Regions from separate parts of the Homo sapiens genome. Here region 1 is linked to region 2. A link is a contact called in ENCODE Hi-C or POLR2A ChIA-PET data. All regions are on one chromosome and are shown on one strand. Each heading gives the region's core, a stretch centred on a gene start or an enhancer-like site at or near the end of the contact. The rest is flanking DNA. Distances are from core to core; before and after follow the strand shown. Region 1 overlaps SRF (serum response factor). Region 2 holds the start of RSPH9 (radial spoke head component 9).

The links. A loop is a pair of places that touch in the nucleus more often than their neighbours do. ChIA-PET counts read pairs that join two places held with the same protein, here RNA polymerase II (POLR2A). Pooled maps may share reads with other maps.
Region 1: a loop to region 2 is called in a pooled map, with 3 times the contacts of the local background. The contact joins the enhancer-like site here to the promoter of RSPH9 in region 2. A Hi-C loop is called at or near these places in 2 of 37 single-sample maps with no recorded cell type and 1 of 50 pooled maps. POLR2A ChIA-PET finds 5 or more read pairs at or near these places in 2 of 52 experiments (MCF 10A and Panc1).

The regions. Positions count from the first base shown.
Region 1 is chr6:43,174,440-43,177,162 of GRCh38, reverse strand. It overlaps SRF (serum response factor), which reads right to left. Exons shown (of 7, transcript NM_003131.4): 3 at 1,196-1,457; 4 at 496-615. Among named protein-coding and RNA genes, the nearest start is that of SRF, 4.5 kb to the right of the region's middle. RefSeq lists an enhancer at 2,088-2,317. Within about 2 kb of position 1,327, at least 3 of the 41 ENCODE cell types and tissues checked have a DNase peak (open chromatin) inside an H3K27ac peak, as active enhancers do.
Region 2 is chr6:43,643,747-43,646,657 of GRCh38, reverse strand. RSPH9 (radial spoke head component 9) reads right to left here and starts at 1,622. Exons shown (of 5, transcript NM_152732.5): 1 at 1,333-1,622. The coding sequence starts at 1,559. RefSeq lists a silencer at 2,015-2,203.

The DNA.
Region 1 (2,723 bases), core at 78-2,577, 470 kb after region 2:
ATGCTGGTGTTCCCAGTCCATAGGCCACACTTTGAGTAAAAAGGTTATAAATAATAAGAACTTAAAATTAACCTTACTTTGAGAGTATCTCATCATTTCTGAAATGTCTAGAGATACCTGAGGGTAACTGTGGCTACTCAAAACCTGTAAGACCCTCGCACAAAGAGAAAATTGCTCTCTAAGTCCTTCCTGATAATTAAGCAAATGTGTCTTTGAGCAAGTAACTTCTTATTTCTAGGCCTCAGGCTCCTCATCTGAATGAGGAGGTAGGTCAATGGTCCCCAATTTTCTTCTGGAATCCGCAGCCCACTGCAGGGCGGGATTCAAAACCCAGTCATCCTCACCTGACTTCCCCATAATTATTAGGCCCAAAGCCTCAATCTCCACTTTAAGAAATCCCCTGACTTTAGTTACAGGAGGGTTACTGTTGGGCACCTACTGCTAGGCCTCGTGGGGGAAGGCAGGGAGGGAGGGTGACAGGGCTGCGAGCTATACCTGTCCCGCTGGAGGAGGTCTGCGTGAGGTCTGTGCTGCTGTCACGGGAGGGAGACGCTTGCTGTGGGGCCTGGTGCACTTGAATGGCCTGCACTGGGACCTGCTGGGCCACTGCCCCACCTGCAAGACACAGAGTCTTATTTGTGCTCTGTCCCACCCAATTGCCACCTCCACCAAGTACCCATGGACACCCCAGTCCCAGGGTCTGGCACACTGGTCTCCAACTCCCATCACTATCTTTCCTGGAAGCCAAAGAGGCCCTTCAGGCCCAAGTATCCACTCTGGGGGCTTCCACGCTCTACTCTTGCCCATCCCTCCTCCTCCTGCCCTGGGCCTTGTCTCTCTTTTCTTCAGTTGACCCAAGAGCTGGCAATAACCCATCAAAGACATGATCTGCCTTCCAGTCAAGGCAGGAAGTGGTGAAACATCTACTGCCCTGTGGCAATGAGGGCACGGGGCTGGGGTAGCTAGACAGGGCCAGAATATATGGTTGAAACTTACTGACAAGGACAGCAGGGGTCTCAGTGGGCAGAGGTATGCCTGCCAACGGGATATAAGAGGCTTCGCTCAGGCTCTGGCCCCTATTCACCTTCCTTCTGAGCAGGGAAAGAGGTTCTCTTGGTGCCAGCCCTAAACACACTCTTAGCATGCTTGATTTGCCCCAGGAAGGACGAATCTCTCCCTGCCCCTCGTGACTCACCAGGCATGAGGGTGAAGCTGGTAGGCAGCTGCATAAGGCCCCCAGAGGAGACAGGGCCGCTGCCTGTACTCTTCAGCACAGTCCCATTGGCACTGCTGACAGCACTGGGGCTGACACTAGCAGACACTGGTGCCAGGTAGTTGGTGATGGGAAAGGAGGGGCCGCTGCTGACTTGCATGGTGGTAGAGGTGCTAGGTGCTGTTTGGATGGTGGAGGTTGTACCCGGCAGGTTGGTGACTGTGAACGCCGGCTTCAGTGTGTCCTATACCCAGAGTAAAGATGAAGCAATGAGCCCCTACCAGATCCTGCCTTTGCAGAAGCTTTGTGTGGACTGAGAACCCAGACTGAAACCAGTGAGCTTGGGTTCAAATCCCAACGCCACCATTTACCTGATGCCTGACTCTTAGGTAAGTTATTGATCTACTGAGCTACAGTTTTCTATCGGTAAAAGGAGGATAATACCTACCCCCTAGGTTGCTGTAAGGATTAAGTAGGTTAGCATATGTAAATCACTTAGAAAACACTACCTGGCACATAAAAAAACCAAAATAAATATTTGCTGCTCTTATGATAATTATTATCATTGTCATTATTATAATCCCCTGAGTTCTCTGCTCCAGCGGACTGTGGTAATCCCATTGGCTGGGGAGTCAGGACACCAAGGTCTGTTCCTAGCTCTGGTAATGACCATCTAAGTGACCCTGAAATAACCAGTCCCCTTTTCTGAACCTCGGTTTTCCTCTTCTATAAGCATGAGGGGGCTGGGCTACTACGTTTTCTTTCAAAGAGTTCTTCCAGCTCTAATTTGTCAGGCTTCTGAGATAGGAACTGAGTTTCTCAGGGAACTTAAGAGTTTGAGAGAGATCTTGAGAATCTGGCAATGACACACTATATGTCAAACACCCAAGATGTAAACTACCAAAAGAATGTACTCATCCAACAAAATTTCCTGGGAATAAATGAGCCCTACTGTTATAAAAGTTTAAAAATTATTACAGATGATATGCCACTAAGAGAGGAGGTAGCCTACAGCACTGACTCTCCCCTAAGGAAGACTTCGTTCTTAGAAGGGGAAGAAGGAAACTGAGAACCAAGCCACCAAGCCCAGACCCGAAATGAGTCAACCAGAGGCTCAAAGGCTGCGGGGTGGGTCAGCACGAGACGTTTGCAAAGCAGCTGGGCCCAAGACCCTTGATTGGCAGAGGCGTTGCTAAGGCAAACAGTGCCGCTTCCTCCCATTGGCCAGTCAGTTAAGTGCCACCCGGAAGGTGGAGCTCCCCAGACAGCAAGGGAGGAAGCCCCACCCCCTCTCCTTACCGGGAAAAGGAAGGGGGAGGAGTAACAGCGCAGGCATCCCTAGCAGCAGGCAAATGCGCTCCCTAACTGCCCAGGCCCCCAACACCCTGAAAGGGCAGCGGCTGGCTTGTAAGGTAGTCCCCGGCCCAGTCAACCAGCCCGCCTGCCAAGAGTGCTGGATTCCCAGGACCCCGGGACCGGAGTGCTCCCTTTCTACTCCCTGGCGACCCAG
Region 2 (2,911 bases), core at 373-2,872:
TGAGGTCTTGCTATATTGCCCAGGCTGGCCGAATGGACTGCTTTGTAAGGTAGTAAGCTCCCCTTTAGTCAAAAAGAGGCTGGCCGGGCATGGTGGCTCACGCCTGTAATCCCAGCACTTTGGGAGGCCGAGGCGGGTGGATTACTTGAGGCCAGGAGTTCGAGACCAGCCTAACCAGCATAGTGAAACCCTGTCTCTATTAAAATTACAAAAATAATAAATAAATAAATAATTGCCAAGCGCGGTGGGTGATCCCAGCACTTTGGGAGGCTGAGGCGGACGGATCACGAGGTCAGGAGATCGAGACCATCCTAGCTAACACGGTGAAACCCCGTCTCTACTAAAAATACAAAAAAAAATTAACCGGGCATGGTGGCGGGCGCCTGTAGTCCCAGCCACTCGGGAGGCTGAGGGAGGAGAATGGCGTGAACCCAGGAGGCGGAGCTTGCAGTGAGCCGAGATCGAGCCACTGCACTCCAGCCTGGGCGACAGAGCGAGACTCCGTCTAAAATAATAATAATAATAATAATAAATAAATAGCCAGGTGTGGTGGCACGTGCCTGTAATCCCAGCTATTTGGGAGGCTGAGGCAGGAAAATCGCTTGAATCCGGGAGGCGGAGGTTGCAGTGAACCAAGATAGCGACACTGCACTCCAGCCTGGGTGACAGAGCAAGACTCTGCCTCAAAACAAAAATAAATAAATAAATAGCTGGATGGTCCTGTATGGTAGTGACCAGGGAATTTTCCCCAGCTCTCTCCCCATTCCGCATTCGTTCTCTATTTCCAAAAGCGCCTCCAGCTCCAGAGCAGATACCTCTATCAAAGAGCACCACCCTCTCCCTCTGGCGTCTGACTCTTCTCCAAACTGAGCCTTCTCCAAACTGAGCCAGGCCCAGCACTTGGCTGGAACCTGGCTTCTTCTCCAGGTCCGCATTTTCCAGAAACCTTCCCACTGCTTCACCTGCGTTCTTGGCCCTGTCTCTCTTATAAACCCATCCGCATGTAAGTTTCTCTTGGCCTCCTCAGGCGGAGAACAAGCTCTCGCAAGGCCCCGCCCTCCGGGGGACATCGCCCGTCCATTGCCCCGCCCTCTCAGGCTCCGCCCTAGCCTCAGATTCCGAGACATCCCCATCCCCGCCCTTTCCCTCAACCACCTCTTGACCGTCCCCAGGCCCGCCCCCCAGGGTCTCCCCCATTCCACTCATCTCAGATCCCGCCCACACCTCCCTTGGCCCCATGGGCCCCGCCCCTTTCAATTGCTGCGACCCGCCCACCCCGCCCTGCCTCCAGGTAGCCACCCTCTGGGGAGCCCGTCCCGGGGGCCTCCTCACCTATAGAGCGTCTTGCGCGGTGCGAGCTGGTCCTCACTCAGGCCCTGCGCGATGTAGTAATCGGCGACGAGGCCAAGGATGCGGCCCCAGAAGAGAACCCGATCATAGCGGTAGTCGCGCTTAACCAGCATAAGAGACGTGAGCAGCGAGGCCCGACGGTCCGGGCTGAGGCCCTGCCCACTGCCGGACGCCAGCTCCAGAGACAGCAGGAGGCTGTCGGCGTCCATCAGGTCAGCGGCTCCGCTCAACGCCCGTCGAGTTGCTAGGAGAAGCCGCCTCCATGGAGACCTGAAGCTCCGCCCTTCCGCCTAGCTGGACGCTAGGTTCCACCCACCCCACCGCCTACCGCCCAGACCTCCTCCCCACGGAGGCCTAGGCATCAGCCCCCTCCCTCATCCTTTCCAGAGTTTGGGACGGGATGTCTTCAGTTGCCACGGCCACAGTATGGCTTCCCCTACAGTTAGGCTACAGTTGGGGTTGTAAGTCCAAACCCAGCCTTTTTCCATAGATATTTGGCCTTCCCTGAGCCCTTTCACATAGTCGACATTTAGAGTCTTTACTGTATATGGACCTGGGGTCTGGAAAGAAAACAATACAAAACCCCAACACTGACACTAACTGTACTATTTCACCCCAGTCATGTCACTTCTTGACCTCAGAATGATCTGTGAAGAATTTGAGATTCCTCCTGGCTCTAATTAAGATTCTGTCAACCCGACTACCTCCACCCGCACCCCACCCCAAGCCAGGTCTTACAGAATGAGGTCCATCCATTCTCTTCCATCTTCACCAGCTGTCTTCTTTATCTACCCTTTCCATAGAAATATTCTAAGTGACAAATGAAAATCTAGGCAATGGGGGCAAGGTATAGGGTAACACCTTGGGAAAGGAGGGTGAGGAGAGAGATACAAAAAGGGGGACTTTTATAGACTACACTTTCTCATCAACTACCACCTTTCTCATCAACTACCAACTACCACCAACTGTTGTTTTTAGATCCAAATGGTAGCAAGAGATGAAAGGCCAGAACCTCACTGCAACTGGAGCTTCACTCCCTGGGCTAGATCACTTCTCCACATTCACTTCTTGAGTCCCCAGCCAAGGACAAACAAACAGGTTCCTCAGCAAGCTTGTTGCCACAGGAGATGGGCTTTATCGTTAATGTTGCTAGTTGATATTTTCATTTCTGGATTCCTTTGAAGAGCACTCAGGAAATCAGAATGACCTGGGCCCCAGCTGATAAATAAGTGTGTAAATAACCCAGATAATTACTTTTTTGATTGTCTGGGCATTGTTGGTTTTCGGGGGTTGAGACAGGGTCTCACTTTGTCACCCAGGCTGGAGTGTAGTGGTGTGTGATCTCAGCTCACTGCAGCCTCAACCTCCTGGGCTCAAGTGATCTTCCCACCTCAGCCCCCCAGGTAGCTGGGACTACAGGTGTGTGCCACCACACCCAATATTTTTTGTATTTTTAGTAGAGACGGGGTTTTGCCATGTTGGCCAGGCTGGTGTTGAACTCCGAGCTCAAGTGATCCACTCACCTGAGCCTCCCAAAGTGCTGGGATTACAGGTGTGAACC